Regions from separate parts of the Homo sapiens genome. Here region 1 is linked to region 2. Evidence: read pairs that join two places in POLR2A ChIA-PET (ENCODE). Cell type or tissue: OCI-LY7. All regions are shown on one strand.

Region 1 (8,000 bases), 290 kb after region 2:
TATGGAACAAATTTTATATTTATGAGAGAGTATCAATTGTTGGAACTACAGAGGATGCTGCATGTGAAGTAACTTCAAATGTAATTACGGGGCCGGGCGCAGTGGCTCATGCCTGTAATCCCAGCACTAAGGCCGGTGGATCACTTGAGGTCGGGAGCTCAAAACCAGCCTGGCGAACATAGTGAAACCCCGTCTCTACTAAAAATACAAAAAATTAGTGGGGCATGGTGGTGCATGCCTGTAATCCCATCTATTTGGGAGGCTGAGGCAGGAGAATCGCTTGAACCCGGGAGGCGAAGGCTGCAGGGGGCCGAGATCGTGACACTGCACTCCAGCCTGGGTGACAGAGCAAAACTCTGTCTTCAAAAAAAAAAAAAAAAAAAAGTAATTATGAATGGATTCTTATAAACTGGGAACAAAGGTAGAATAATTCCATATAAATTAAGGCTTAAACCCATCTTCTCTTCTTAGTCTGATTCTTTATTTTCATGCCAGAACAAAGAAAAATGCTCAAAGGTCTCATAACCAGTTGAGAATGACAGAAAGGGTACTGAAGGGTGAAAACATCTTGGAAAAATGGCCAAATACACAAGATTGCACTGGATGGATACGTCTGCTCATCTACACTGGAGAACCAAAGAAAAGAAAGTCAAAGTCTTTTTTTTTTTTCTGAGACAGTGTGTTTCTCTGTCACCCAGGCTGGAGGGCAGTGGCGCGATCTCAGCTCACTGCAACCTCCATCTCCCAGGTTCAAGAGATTCTCGTGCCTCAGCCTCCCTAGTAGCTGGAATTACAGGCATGTGCCACCATGCCCAGGTAATTTTTGTATTTTCAGCAGAGACAAGGTTTTGCCACGTTGCCCAGGCTGGTCTTAAACTCCTAGCCTCAAGTGATCCTTTGGGGACACTCGGCCTCCCAAAGTGCTGGGATTACAGCATGAGCCACCGTGTCTGGCTTAAATCAAGGTCTTGATACAACATAAATGTAAAGGGAGTTGTTCCATGGCTTAATAACTTTGTCCTCGAACAGTTATTACTTCTATTAGCATGTATTTTCTACAGACATAAACAACGCATCAAAGAAATCAGGTATGGTCCTAGATCACACCCCTTCCTGCATCTTCTACAGTCAACTTGGCGAGTTCAACCTCCACATTTCCCCCACCCACCTGCTTCTCTTCATGCCCTCTGCCATGTCACTGATCTCTCCTGGACTAGGGCTAGCCAACTGGTCCCTCGTTTTCCACTCCTGTTCCCAATATCTATTCCCTGAGATCTTTCTGTATGAAATAAACTAGATCATGGCATTCCCCTGGTTAACCCTCTTCACGGGCACCTCATGGCAAACCTTTAAGCACTGCCCACAAGCCCTAAAGGATCCTGTCCCCACCCACCTCTTCCAGCACAAACCACTGGCCTCCTCTTCATCCTCAGGCACGTTGAGTGCTCCACTTCCTCAGTGCTTTCCTTCTTTTTTTTTTTGCGATGGAGTTTCGCTCGTTGTCCAGGCTGGAGTGCAATGGCATGATCTCGGCTCACTGCAACCTCCGCCTCCTGGGTTCAAGTGATTCTCCTGCCTCAGCCTCACGAGCAGCTGGGATTACAGGCACGCACCACCATGTCTGGCTAATTTTTTTTTTTTGTATTTTTAGTAGAGACAGGGTTTCACCATGTTGGTCAGGCTGGTTTTGAACTCCTAACCTCAGGTGATCCACCTGCCTCGACCTCCCAAAGTGCTGGGATTACAGATATGAGCCACCACACCCAGCTGTTCCTCAGTGCTTTCTATTCACTCCCTACATGGCTGGCTTCTTCTCAGCCTTCAAGCCCAGCTCAAATGTTGCCTCCTAGGACAGGCTGCCTCCTGATGGCCCCTTTCCCCTCTGAGCTACTCTGTTGCATCACGCTGTTGATGGTCTTCAAGACACTCGGCATAACCTGTATCATCTTGCTTCCTGAATTGTTTTTCCGGCTTATCTCCTGCCTCTTCAAACAGGGACCTCATCTGTCTCAGTCCTTCATGCTGCCTCACAAGGTGCCTGACACATGGATGCTCCTTATCTGCCGAACAGCATATTAACCATTAGACTATAAATATTAAGCACATGGATGGTCAAAATTAAACCCTAAAAGTAGACAATGAAGTATTTTCATCTACATTCATTCATCTGCCCATTCATCAACTGGGTTATTTATGGAGGGCATCCTATACTAGGTACTATGTTAGGGCCCGAGGAATCCAAAAGTCTAAGAACTCCTCAAATATGTCATATTCTGTGTTCAACACAAGCTCTTTAAAAAGACAAGTTACACTACTACTTAGTATGTTTTTCTGTGATCCTAGAGATTTGTGAAAACCTAGATAAGAGGTTATATGCCATCAGTTTACTCCCAAAAACCCATGAAACGTATATGGAGAGTAAATAGGGACACAGTTAAGTCATCTCTTAACACTCGGGAGCCTGGACAGATGTAAAGCTTTGCTCAGCCAGTGGTACAGAATGAAATTCATTTCCTAGGCCTGGCGCGGTGGCTCACGCCTGTAATCCCAGCACTTTGGGAGGCCGAGATGGACAGATAAGCTAATGCCAGGAGTTTAAGACCAGCCTGGCCAACATGGCGAAACCCTGTCTCTACTAAAAATACAAAAAAATTAGCCATGTGTGGTGGCGGGCGCCTGTAATCCCAGCTACTCGGGAGGCTGAGGCAGGAGAATCGCTTGAATCTGGGAGACACAGGTTGCAGTAAGCCAAGATTACGCCACTGCACTCCAGCCTGGGCGATAAGAGCGAAAGTCCATCTCCAAAAAAAAAAAAAAAAAAAGAAGAAAGAAAAAGAAATTCATTTCCTAGGGGGGCTGTCCAAGAGGAAAGCTGTATAGGTGAGACAAGGAGGCTGCATGACTGATAGTTTTGTAACAAACTGGAATTACCCCATTGAAATCAACAATGCCAATGTTCAAACTCTTTAGAACTCAGCTCTGCCCCTCCTTGCAGCTGCAGGCTCCTTTGAGATCAAAGTAAGCAAGTTCAAGATGACCGACTTTAGTGCCCAATGGCCCACTGGTGTGATTAATACTTCCACCCTTGGAGTGCAGATGACCTGAGGCCCCTCGTTGTTTGCGCCTACTGCCACATGCTCAGCTGACCTCCAAGGCGGCCATCAGCAGCAGTATCTTCTTGTCTCACCTTGGTGTCATCCACACTGCTTCCCAGGGATGCTCCAGTGCAGAGAACCTGCAATGGGCCCCACGCCAGCATAGTGTGAGCTCCAAGAAAGGAAGAAGACACCTGTTGTATTTATTATGCCACTTAATCACCAGCACCAATGCCCAGCACATGGCAAGTGTCCAATAAATACTTATTAAATAAATTATCCCCATTGCAGAAAAGCTAGAACTAAACAACGTGGCGGCTGTTAGAAAAGTGTGTTTCTCACATCTGCAAAGTGAGAATGATAAAATGAGGCCAGGCATGGTGGCTCATGCCTGTAATCCCAGCACTTTGGGAGAACCGAGGCAGGTGGATCACCCAAGGTCAGCAGTTCGAGACCAGCCTGGCCAACATGGTGAAATCCCGTCTCTACTCAAAAAAACAGAAATTAGCCGGGTGTGGTGGTGTGCACTTATAGTCCCAGCTACTCAGGAGGCTGAGGCAGGAGAATCACTTGAACCTGGGAGGCAGAGGTTGCAGTGAGCCGAGATTGTGCCACTGCACTACAGGCTGGGTGACAGAGAGGGACTCTGTCTCAAAAAAAAAAACAAAAAAAAGGAAGCAAAACGGAAAGTAGGGTTCTTACTGAGCTACAAACCATGACACCTTCTTTGATAATACTGGCTGATGCTTTATGGAAAGTCTTTCCCCTCTTAAGCATTTCATTCACACTCCCTTTTACTTATAACTTTTACAAAATTACAGACCACATTTACAAACACATTCTGCTTCTAACTTCTTAGGAAAGGCCTCAGGACACTTAATAATTCCTTTCTGAACTCAACTAACTAAAAGGCAGCAGCAAGGATCTGAACTTTAGAGAGAATCTTACAAACTACTCTTGTGTAAGAGCTCGGCTGGAGGAAGGGCCAACTGCTCAATGGCCTAAGAAAACCTAAAAGAGAACAGCATGAGGAAAGCAGGCAGAACCCCCATTCATGATACAAGTCAAAGCCAGGCTGCAGCTGCAGTTATAAAAAGAAAGAAAAAGACTAATGGGATTGCCCCCTCCTTCCGCCTTCTCCCACCCAAGGCAGTAATGAAGATTCACAGCTACACATTAATTAGGAATCCATAGACGTGCCTGGTTACAATATTGGTATAGGGAAACAGATAATAGAAAAGGCACAGATTCCCCCACAAGCTAATAGAGTGTTGTAAGCAATATTTAAATCTTCACGCCTTTCTTTTCAAAAACACTACTTCTTTCTCAATGCCAAGAGCTGGCTGCGTTTCTACATTTGGGGAATTTGAGATATTTTCTCGCATGGAAGTCACACCAATATCCTAAATCGTGTAACTAAAATCATTTGGAAATGCACAGTTTTTCTACACGAAAGGATATTGCTTTTAATCCAAATACTGGATTACCAAAACCCTGAAATATCTTTCAGTCCTAATGTAGACAGGAAGACAGAAATGTGGCCTCACCAGGGGGCACGTGAGGCGAAGGCAGTCACTGCCTCAATCATAGAACGCTGTCCACGGCAGAAATGCCCCGTGCAGACCCCATCAATGAATAGCCCACCCCGAACAGTCCTGCTGCACTGGCGAATTGGGGGTCCAAGGACGCCTCCCCCCCATTTCATACAAGCCTCACTCCTTCTTCCCACCGGCGGGGCAGAAAGCCCCCTCTTCAGCCCTTCCAGCCGTCCAGGACCAGGCAACTCGCTAAGCGCTGACTCGGGGAAGGGAGGGCGCAGCCTTTGTCCCGCAGGTCTCCCGCGCCCGCCTCGCTGTCCCCGCGAGCGAGCTTGGGCTCGACCCCCGTTCCCCCTGAACGCACCTGCAAACAAAGGAGAGCCGTTCCTTCGCCAACTTCCTCACCTTTGCCTCCCGGTCCTTCCGAAGTCGGGCGGGGATGCCGCCCCAGGTGCTACGACAAGCCCCAGGGTGCCGGCACCAGCCAGCGGTGCCGTCGCTCAAGCAGCCGCGCGCACTGCCCCGGGCTCAAGTTGAAGAGAGCGGCGCCCGCGCCTCCCTGCGCCCTCCCTGCCCCGCCCGCCGCGGCCGCCCATTGGCTGCTGGGGAGGCGCGTGGCCCCGCCCCACCCGGCCGCACTCCCGTGAAGTGCTCCCGCTAGGTGCTCCCGCCAGATGCTCCAGCTGCTAGGGGACTGGCTCAGGGCCGGCAAGGAGGATCCCCCACCCCAACATACTCCCTTCCTGTAACGAACGTTTCCTTTTTGGACTCTCAAGACTTAGAAACTTCATTCAAACCCACTGAACCTCTTTAGAAAAAGTTGATGCTCTAGGCCTGCTGGGTTTCTGGTTTCTTTTCTTTTCTTCTTGAGACAGAGTCTCGCTCTGTCGCCCAGGCTGGAGTGCAGTGACACGATCTCGGCTCACTGCAACCTCCGCTTCCCAGGTTCAAGCGATTCTCCTGCCTCAGCCTCCCTAGCAGCTGGGATTACAGGCGCCCGCCACCATGCCTGGCTAATTTTTCCTATTTAGTAGAGATGGGGTTTCACCATGTTGGCCAGGCTGGTCTCAAACTCCTGGCCTCAAGTGAGCCGCCCGCCTCGGCCTCCCAAAGTGCTGGGATTACAGGGGTGAGCCACCGCACCAGGCTGGGTTTCTACGATCCTGATTGTGGGGCGAGTGGGGGAAATGGGGGGCGGGGAGGGGTGGTTGGGGAAGGGAGGTATTGCAGCCCACAGCCAGAAAGCCTTTGGGCAGAAAGACAGAAACCAAATTGTAGTTTTATAAATCTGAATAATCAGATTTCAAGAGGCAGAAAATTCTGAATCGAGCTGGAAAGTGTTTACAGATCATCTGCCAATTTACACAAAGCACTTAGCAGTACACCCCTACACCCTTTTGTAATCCCTACCTCTTTTAAGACACCTTTTGTTTATAGCTGACTTGAAGCCAAGATCCCACAGGCACCCCAACATTGTCATCTCTAGCTGAGCGCCCCTCCCCCCATATACATGGAAGCAGAAAATGTCCAATTGGCTAAGTGACAGCACTTTCAGCACTTTAAGTAAGAGTCCTGGCTAGCCACTAGTCATATAAATATATGAGTTGGAAAGGAAAATCCAAGGTCTCTCACTGACTGTATTCTGTGAGCACTGAAAGTACTTCCTCTTTCTAATTGTTTCTGGGCAAGCGTAAGTTATTTGATTAGCCAATTAACAAAGTGAAATAGGGAGGCTGAGGCAGGAGAATTGCTTGAACCTGGGAGGTGGAGGTTGCAGTGAGCCAAGATCGCGCCACTGCACTCCAGCCTGAGTGACAGAGTGAGAGTCCGTCTCAAAAAAAAAAAAAAAAAAAAAAAAGAGCAAAATAGGCAAAGCATATTAGCCATGTTTTTGGCTATATTCAAAGTCTCATACGCTCCTTTTACAAAGAAAGGAACAGAAAATAGGAAATACACATGGAAAATCAAGGGAGTATTTAACTATAGGTCTTGTTTGGGTTTGGTAAAACACACCACAGGTGTACAGACAACTTTAATGTTCATGTTTAAATGAGGATCAGGTGTTTTCTCATTTGTTCAACATTTACTAAGCTCCTCCTAAGTACCAGGTTCTGTGCAGAAAATTTTATATTATGCTTTTCTAGTTAACAGTTGTCTTTCTAGGGAGGGCAAGATTTAACTCATGCTGTTTCTGAATCTACGATCAGTAACACTTCAATTATTTGGAAGAGTTATTGACAGTAAACTGCTTTGGCAACCACAACTGTCTGGAACACAACACAAACTGCAAGTGAGGCTAGAAGAGGGTTTAAGACTTGGGGTTCAGCAGCCAGAACAGACAGCAGCAAGCTCAGAGATATGAAACAAGTTAACAGGATTGTACCTGTCACCCCTTCAAAGGCTGCCTCTCCTTCCTTACACATCATTCCAGTGAGTTTGGTTGTCTGATTCTCTGTCTATAGCAGGGCAGAAGCAACAAATAGATGGGTCTGCCAGATGTCCACAGGGTACGTCAAGTGTGACAGCTGAGGGTCTGCTGGCAGGAAGTCATGTGTGACAAGTCCTGCCAACTCTGCCTCCTCCTGCTCTCTCCAACTTGCCCCCTTCTCTCAACTCCATGCTGCCACCCTAGTTCCAGCCAACATCTCATCAGGAGGGCTGCTGTCATTTTTTTTTTTTTTTTGAGACAGTGTCTCACTAGTGCAGTGGCCGCTATCTTGGCTCACTGCAACCTCCTCCTCTTGGGTTCAAGTGATCCTCATGCTTCAGAGATGGGGTTTTGCCATGTTGGCCAGGCTGGTCTTGAATTCCTGGCCTCAAGTAATCTGCCCACCTCAGCCTCCCAAAGTGCTGGGATTAGAGGCATGAGCCACCGCACCCGGCCTGCAGTAGTGTTTTAACAGTCTCCTTGCCTCCACTCATCTCTAACAAGCTGTTCTCACAGGAGCCACACCTGTCCCTTCAAAACAAAAACAAAAATCACAAATGCGAGTCCCTTCAAAAACGAAAATCACAAATATGAGTATCCATGCTCGAACCTTAAAACCACACAGTGGCTTCCCACTGCAATGCAGATAAAGTCTATAATCGCTTTCAGGGTCTCACAGGCCGCCTGGGATCAGGTCCCTGCTTCTATCTCCAATGCTGCAACCACATTCCCTCCTCTTTGTCTCTGCTCCAGTCCCCTTTTCTTCTTCCAGTTCCTGGAACACGCCCAGCTACTTCCCACCTCAGAGCCTTTGCACTGACTGTGACCCTCCTAGAATGCTCTTCCCTGCACTGCTCACCTGATGAATCCCTCTCATCTTCTAGGAATCTCAGCCCAAAAGTTGATTCCTTTGGAAGATGTTCCTGACAGGCAGTGTCC
Region 2 (8,000 bases):
TGTGACTTTTAACATTTAGACATTCATTTACTCAATCATTTATTGAATGAGTAAATGTCTAAAAAATATGTACTGAGGCTGGGCATGGTGGCTCACGCCTGTAATCCCAGCACTTCAGGAGGCCGAGGCAGGTGGATCACTTAAGGTCAGGAGTTCAAGACCAGCCTGGCCAACATGGTGAAACCCTGTCTCTATTAAAACTACAAAAAAAAAAAAAAAAAAATGGGCCAGACATGGTGGCTCATGCTTGTAATCCCAGCACTTTGGGAGGCTGAGGTTGGCAAATAACCTGAGGTCAGGAGTTCAAGACTAGCCTGGCCAACATGGTGAAACCCCATCTCTACTAAAAATACAAAAATTAGCCAGGTGTGGTGGTGGACACCTGTAGTTCCAGCTAATTGGGAGGCTGAGGCAGGAGAATTGCTTGAACTCGGGAGGCAGAGGTTGTAGTGGGCCGAGATCGTGCCACAGCACTCCAGCCTGGTCGACAGAGTCAAACTCTGTCTAAAAAAAAAAAAAAAAAATTAGCCGGGCGTGGTGGCAGGCGCCTGTAATCCCAGTTACTTGGGAGACTGAGGTAGAAGAATCACTTGAACCCAGGAGGCGGAGGTAGAAGTGAGCCAAGATTTCGCCACTGCACTCCAGCCTGGGTGACAGAGTGAGACTCCGTCTCAAAAAAGAAATGTGTACTAAGCCCCTCCTATGTTCCAAGCACTGTGCTAGTGATTGTGGTGAATAGGGCAGATCCAGCCTTTATTTTATCCCTATTACAAGGTATTTATCCCTATTACAAGGTATATTACCATGACATAGATAGCATTTGCCCCTCAGTAATGGTTTTTTCTTTAGAGGCTACTTCACCAAGACAGAATATAAGCTAGTTTGGATTATATGGAAAAGCAGCCTTTGCCTCTATTTCTGGCAAATAGAAGGAGAGAGCCTAATAAATATTTTTCAAGTGAGTCTAACATGAAATCAGGCTGTGTTTCTCAAACAATTACAGGTGACAAACACAGAATACGATATGGCTAGCCCATAATGTGGGTGTTATTTCTACAATAACGAATCAAGTGACATGGGTATGCAAGCATCATTTCAGAAACTATACAGAGAAGCTGCATTTTCTCCCTCAAGCCCCAAAGTCCAAGATAATGTCAAGTGAGAAAGCCTGAAGCAAACATTGGAGATCTTATCTAAATTTTTTAAAAATAAGACTGTTAAGGAAGAAAAACTGAGGTGTTGTTTAAATATAAAAGATTCTATCTTTGTTCCTGTGGGTGACCAACACCAGGGTAGAGAAAATCTTGATTCAGCAAATATTTTTTGAGTTTCATGAAATATCCCCTCCACCATCCTCTAAGGTCCCACCCAAATCGGGAAGACTCTTGGTGGTGCAAAAATAGGATTATTGTTGTTTTTGCGAAGTCAGGCCCTTTATTAGAGGGTAGAAAGAACACTTGTTCCTGATTTCTCAACTTCTGATTCCTGTTGGCAGCACATAATATGCCCCAGCCTTGACTCTCAAGCACAACAAACTGCAAATGAAATAGATAAGTCACTGTTCCTTCAAATCTGTACATTACAAGCCATTTCTAGTGTTTACCTTTTTTAAAATTTTGGCCAAATTACTTGCACTAGCCAGATAGCTGTTAGAGAGATTAGCAAGTAGGTCTGAGAATCACTCACCCATAACCACGCGCTCACTTTCTTGATATTACTCTCTTATTTTTCCATCCTGACCCTGGCACAATAGTTAAACACCAGCCTGGTCAGCAAAACAGTGTTGTCAAAACGCAGCCAAGCTGAGTTTTGACCCACAGAGGTCTGACAGTTGTCAGGAATTTCCTAACATGGCCAGGGTCACTGACAGTTAAAGGTTTCACTGGTATCACCTGCAAAATCTAACTCCACTCCATGAAAAGTGCAGAAAACTCTTAAAATGCTTTCTGTGCTGCCTAAGGTTCTGATTTTAAAACACAAGAGTATGGAAGTTCAGACTTTTGGTTATCTCCACTTTGCCAAGGCACAGGTGTTTGAGGAATGAGCATGTGCATGGCCCAGCACTTTCTTACCACTCTTGGATGATCAAGAGTTCAAAGCAACCTTGCCAGGTGCATTTAAAAAAAAAATCTAACCAGAGCTCACAATACAACCAATTCCTTGGATTGAATGAGGACACCTCGGCTCTCCCTGCTCCCGGCAGTGCCAGCCTTTGGTCACTTGCCAGTCCAGGGGAAGCCAGGAGGTGACCTCCCCGACCCTCTCCTGCCTAGTCATACATTCGAAGTTTTCATCTATTTTGTATGATGCAGCCATCTATGCCCTCTTTGACTGCTGACCACCATAACTAAAAAGTTGCTGCTAGGCTGGGCGTGGTGGCTCATGCCTGTAATCCCAGCACTTTGGGAGGCCAAGGCAGGTGGATTACGAGGTCAGGAGTTCAAGACCAGCCTGGCCAAAATGGTGAAACCCCGTTTCTACTAAAAATACAAAAAATTACCCAGGCATGGTGGCAGGCGCCTGTAATCCCAGCTACTCAGGAGGCTGAGGCAGGAGAATCACTTGCACACAGAAGTGGAGGTTGCAGTGAGCCGAGAACGCGCCACTGCACTTCAGCCTGGGCAAAAAGTAAGACTCCTTCTCGGAAAAAAAAAAAAAAAAGTTGCTGCTATTCCCTTTTCTCTCACTATTTCCCACATTCTTAGCACTGCCTACGTGTCAGGAACTGCATTAAAGGAGACTATGTGTCTGGTTTTTTACCTCCCAACAATCAAGCCTGGTAAGGAACTGTTAAACCCACTTTCAGTAAAGAAGACTGAGGTCCAGAGAGATTATCTTATTATAAAGTGCCCAAGAGGCAGGATGGGACTTAAATCTTAGCCTTTCTGGGACTATTTTTCCATTGTCTTTTTTTTTTTTTTTTTTTTTGAGACGGAGTTTCACTTTTGTTGCCCAGACTGGAGTGCAATGGTGCAATCTCGGCTCACTGCGACCACCGCTTCCTGGGTTCAAGCGATTCTCCGGCCTCAGCATCATAAGTAGCTCGGATTACAGGCATGCACCATTACGCCTAGCTAATTTTTGTATTTTCAGTAGAGATGGGATGTTGACCAGGCTGGTCTCGAACTCCTGACCTCAGGTGATCCACCTGCCTTGCCCTACCAAAGTGCTGGGATTACAGGCATAAGCCACTGTGCCCAACTTCTTTTTTGCTTCTTCTTTTCTTTTTTTTTTCTTTTTTTTTTTTGAGACAGGGTCTTGCTCTGTCACCCAGGCTTGAGTACGGTGGTGCAATCTCAGCTCACTGCAACCTCCACCTCCTGGGCTCAGGTGATCCTCCCACCTCAGCCTCCTGAGTAGCTGGAATTACAGGCTTGCACCACCATGCCCAGCTAATTTTTGTATTTTTTGCAGAGATGGGGTTTCGTTATGTTGCGCAAGCTGGTCTCGAACTCCTGCGCTCAAGCAATCCACCCATCTGGGCCTCCCTAAGTGCTGGGATTACAGGTGTGAGCCACCTCGCCTGGCCTCCGTTGTCTTAATGTAAGATATCCTTTTACTAGATCAGAAATCTCTGTCCTTCTCTCATTCATTTATTCATTCAGCCAGTCAGTTAACATTCATTAGAGGTCCACAATGCAAGGTCCCCTCAATGACTCAATGACTTGAAACCTGTTTCTCAAATAGCCCATGTGACTACTTACTCATTTTAAAAAGCTATTATTAAATCAATTGCATGTTTTACAATCAGTACCCCATGGTTACAATCCAGGAAACATACCCCCAAGTGATAATCTGCAAAATCCACTAGATTTAAAGATATGCAAAGTTAACAGAAAGAGACCACCTGGTCTGCTGGACTCTAAGACTAGCAGGAGGGGTGGGTAATCAGGCTGTAGGATTAACACGATCAAAGAAAAATGTGTCTCTCAGAAGGAGTGGTCCTCTTTTGGAAGCCTGGAAAAAAGAGGACAGGTGAAAGTTGATCATGCCCACTGAAGCACAGACCAGGAGAGGGACTTCAGAAGGCTTCCGGTCCCAAAGACAAGATCATTCTACTGTGAAATACACTGAGGTTGCATCAGACTAAGGAGGCGGGTGTCATTACATTTTAGACCCCTTCTCCTCCCACTTCTCCCTATTTTTTTTTTTTTTTTTTTTTGAGACAGTCTCACTCTTGTGTCACCCAGGCTAGAGTGCACTGGTGCGACCTCGGCTCACTGCAACCTCTGCCTCCGGGGTTCAAGCAATTATCCTGACTCAGTCTCCCAAATAATTGGGATTACAGGTGCGCGCCACCACGCCCGGCTAATTTTTGTATTTTTAGTAGAGACGAGGTTTCACCATGTTAGCCAGGCTGTTCTCTAGCTCCTGACCTCAAGTGACCTGCCCACCTCGGCCTCCCAAAGCATTAGGATTACAGGCGTGAGCCACCGTGCCCAGCCGAAATATTTCCTTTCTGTTTCTGACTACTATTCCCTAGAAGCAAAAACTTGTTTCATTGATAATATATAGCTGCTCAGGAGCTGCATCATTTTTTAGAAGCGACAGCAACAATAAAGAATTCCCTCGAGGGGATGAGTCATTAGGTGAGCATTATGCTCCAAAAAGCTGTACCCCCAAAAGGGTCAAGTACAATGACAAAGCAGGGTAAACAGGCTACTAAAAATATCCAAAATGACGGGACCCATGTGTTGTATTAAACTGGCATTTGTTAGCCCTTGCTAAAAATTAAAAGTATATTTTAGCAATCCCAGCTACTCAGGAGGCTGAGGCAGGAGAATCACTTGAATCTGGGAGGCAGAGGTTGCAGTGAGCCGAGATGGCGCCACTGCACTCCAGTCTGGGCGACAGAGCAAGACTCCATCTCAAAATAAATAAATAAATAAATAAAATACCTTTTTTAAAAAGAGTATATTTTAGCATGGTTGATTACTTCAGGGTTGTTGACCATTCAATTAGGCTAGCTCCACAGAAATCTGTTTTGCTTCCTAAATAGCACTGAAACAATGAACACTTTAATGCCATCATGCTTTCTTTTCTTTCCTTTTCCCCATCTTTAAAAAAATGATTAAATGGCTGTAGAAGCGGTAAAATCAAACTCTGTGCTTGTATTATACTGCAGGATGACCCATGGCCCGCATTCTTAGAATTGTGCCCTCTTAAAACCGCAAAATACCTTAGATATCAGCTAGTTGATCTAGATAAGAAACCTGAGATTCAGAGAGAAAGGTGACTTTCCCAAGGTCACACAGTGGTCAGTTGGGGGCCCCAAAGGAAGGCCTTTCCCACTGCACACATGGTTAATACTCACAGAGGGTGGTGTCCACTAAGCAGAGCCTGGGTTTACTTCCCCATGTGCTAAGCTTGCTTACCTCACCCAGAGGGGTAATCAACACCCCTTTCCGTGTGGCTGTGTTACCAAAGCTACTTCTTGAAATTAAGACAAAAGAGCACAAAACTGCAGTGGTAGGGCCCTAGGTACACCCTTCAGGAAGGCACATTTACAATGGCAATTGCCCAATGTATTTGAAAGTTATGAAAAATATATTTTATGATAGTCTCTAAAAAGCTAAGCAAAAATGTAAAAAAGAAAGCTATGAAAAATAGCCCAGGTGTGCTGGCTCACACCTTGTAATCCCGGCACTTTGGGAGGCCAAGGCAGAATTGCTTGAGCCCAGGAGTTCAAGACCAGCCTGGGCAACATAGCAAGACACTATCTCTATTCATATAATGTAAAAAACAATTTTTTTAATTATGAAAAATACAAGGTGTAGAGGTCACCACCTTCCATGGAAGCATAGACCACAGTCTAGCTTCCCATATTGCAGTGAGGTGTGACCACTGACTATGCTCTGGCCAGTGGATGCAGAGGAAGTGGTGTGTGTCATCATGATGTGACGTGGTCCTGCCCATAAAAATCTACCACACGTTCTCCTCTGGGCTCTTTCCTCTTCTGGCTGACTGGGATGGCAATGCCCAGGCAACCTTGGCCATCATATGATAAAAATGGCAAAGCAGCTGCCAGTCTGGATCTCCAAATGAGTTTATGAAGGTGAGCTACCCCCGAACCTGCACACACACATACCCAGGAAAGCTGCACACCCAGGAAAGCTACTTAAGTAAAAAATAAATTTCTACTGGGTAAGCCAGTGACATTTGGAGGTCTTTATGTTACAGCCACCTAGCCTATCCTAAGGAATACATGGGGAATCTCCAAAGATTAGGAGAAGTATGGCTTTAAAGCAGGAGAAATAAACAGCACAGGCAACACATCTGTTGGTTTATCATCAAACATGAAGCAATAGGAAGGAATCAATAGAATTTGGAGAAGAGTAAAACATACTCATTTAGTCCTTTTAGAATACAAAAAAATCACTGTCTAGCTTTAAGAAAAGTTTATTTATGAGTTACTTTTTGAGACACAGAAAGCCTTTTTCAAAGAGAGGATATTAGAAATGATATTCAAGACCTCAGGCCCTACCGAAAATTTATTTTTTTGCTCAAGTTAATAGAAACCATTCTAAAAGTAAACACCAGTCTTGTGGTCCTCTGAGGCCCGAGGATCCTCAGTGGGAGGAAGGGGCAGAAGCAGGAGTGGCGGAGCTTCTGAGCAAGGGCCCCAGAGGCTGAAGGCCTAGAAGGAGGGCTCTCTTGTGTGTGTCTTGAATAGGTCCGGAAGTGAACGTGGGGACTGAGCAGGGCCTAAGGAAACACTCTATCCAGTCACCTCAGCCTTGGTGAGAACACAAAGAGAATTTCTCCTTGTCTGCAGATGCAACCTTCTTCATTCTGTACTTTATCAAGGGAGGCAATGAATTCAACTAAGCTTCCACAGTGTTTCTGATTTGATCCCAAATGGCATTTTCATTAATGAGCTGTGAAGTTATTTTCTCATTCATTCTGAACTCCCCCAGTGATGTTAAGCAGTACTCAGCATGACACTTGATACTACACAGCAGTGTGGTTAAGAGCAGGGGAGCCTCAAGGGCACCAACATGCATCTGCTAGCCAACCTTGGTGCTGGAGCTGGGTCCTTGATGCCTCTGCTGGGCTGGATATTAACCCTTTAGTTGCTGGCTCATGAGCAGGTCCTTGGGTTCCTGGGGAAGGGGCAAGGGAGGCCTGGCCGGTGGTGGTGGACACATAGGAGGCTTCAAGCAGCAGCTCTCCACTAAGAGGCACAGAGGGACTTCCACATTTTAACAACTAGTTTGGCTGTATGTGTACAATTAGCCCTGGTGAAAAGTGCAAGCTTTGGAATTAAGATTTGGGCTCAAATCTTATTCCGTGACAATCCATCTGTGTGACCATGGATAACTACTACTTATATTCTCTGAGCCTTAGTTTCTCAGTCAATGCTAGTCTCCCTAAGTCCCTTCCCCAGCTCACACCATCTTCAGAGCAAGCCCAGGGCACAGGAACAAAGATAGAGAAAAAAGAGAGGATAAATGATAAAGAAACAAAATGGACTGGACCCAGCAGCTCATGCCTGTAATTTCAGCACTTTGGGAGAACGAGGTGGGAGGCTTGCTTGACCCCACGAAAGACCAGCCTGGGTAACATAGGGAGACCCTGTCTCTACAAAAAATAAAAAACTAGCCCGGCGCGGTGGCACACGCCTGAAGTCTCAACTACTTGGGAGGCTGAGGCAGGAGGATCACTTGAGCCCAGGAGGTTAAGGCTGCAGTGAACTGTGACTGTGCCACTGCACTCCAGCCTGGGTAACAGAGCAAGACCCTGTCTCAACAACAACAAAAAAAAAAGGAAAAAGATGGACAGAATAAACAGAATAGGAGGAATGAGGGAGAGCCAAGAGAAAAGAACAAAGCAAAAGAGCAACTTGGTGGAAGTGGCTACACATTATTGAGGAGAACTGCTTCAGGAATAAGTAGGTCAGTGGTAGGGATCACCGCCCAGACTTGACCTTCAGGTTAGCTGGGTGCTCATTCTCACAATAAGTCACTGACCAAAAGCCCTGTATCATGCTGGGGATGAAC

Evidence for each region. Peaks named below come from ENCODE experiments on the same cell type or tissue, not always from the same donor. Only the 100,000 strongest peaks of a DNase experiment are listed, where the experiment ranks them.
Region 1: POLR2A ChIA-PET joins it to region 2 with 5 read pairs; 3 of 35 experiments call an interaction of 5 or more read pairs at or near these places.

What each region holds. Positions count from the first base shown.
Region 1 is chr4:40,851,988-40,859,987 of GRCh38, forward strand. All of the region lies in intron 12 of APBB2 (amyloid beta precursor protein binding family B member 2), which reads right to left. Among named protein-coding and RNA genes, the nearest start is that of NSUN7, 110 kb to the left of the region's middle. RefSeq lists a silencer at 5,133-5,332. In OCI-LY7, no CTCF peak of the experiment used is centred here; DNase peaks (open chromatin) are centred at 5,234, 6,274 and 7,164; H3K4me3 peaks cover 1,755 bases.
Region 2 is chr4:40,558,321-40,566,320 of GRCh38, forward strand. The region is part of intron 1 of RBM47 (RNA binding motif protein 47); the gene reads right to left. Among named protein-coding and RNA genes, the nearest start is that of MIR4802, 60 kb to the left of the region's middle. RefSeq lists enhancers at 3,116-3,616, 3,760-4,270, 6,616-7,192. In OCI-LY7, no CTCF peak of the experiment used is centred here; DNase peaks (open chromatin) are centred at 2,071, 4,051 and 6,681; H3K27ac peaks cover 3,165 bases.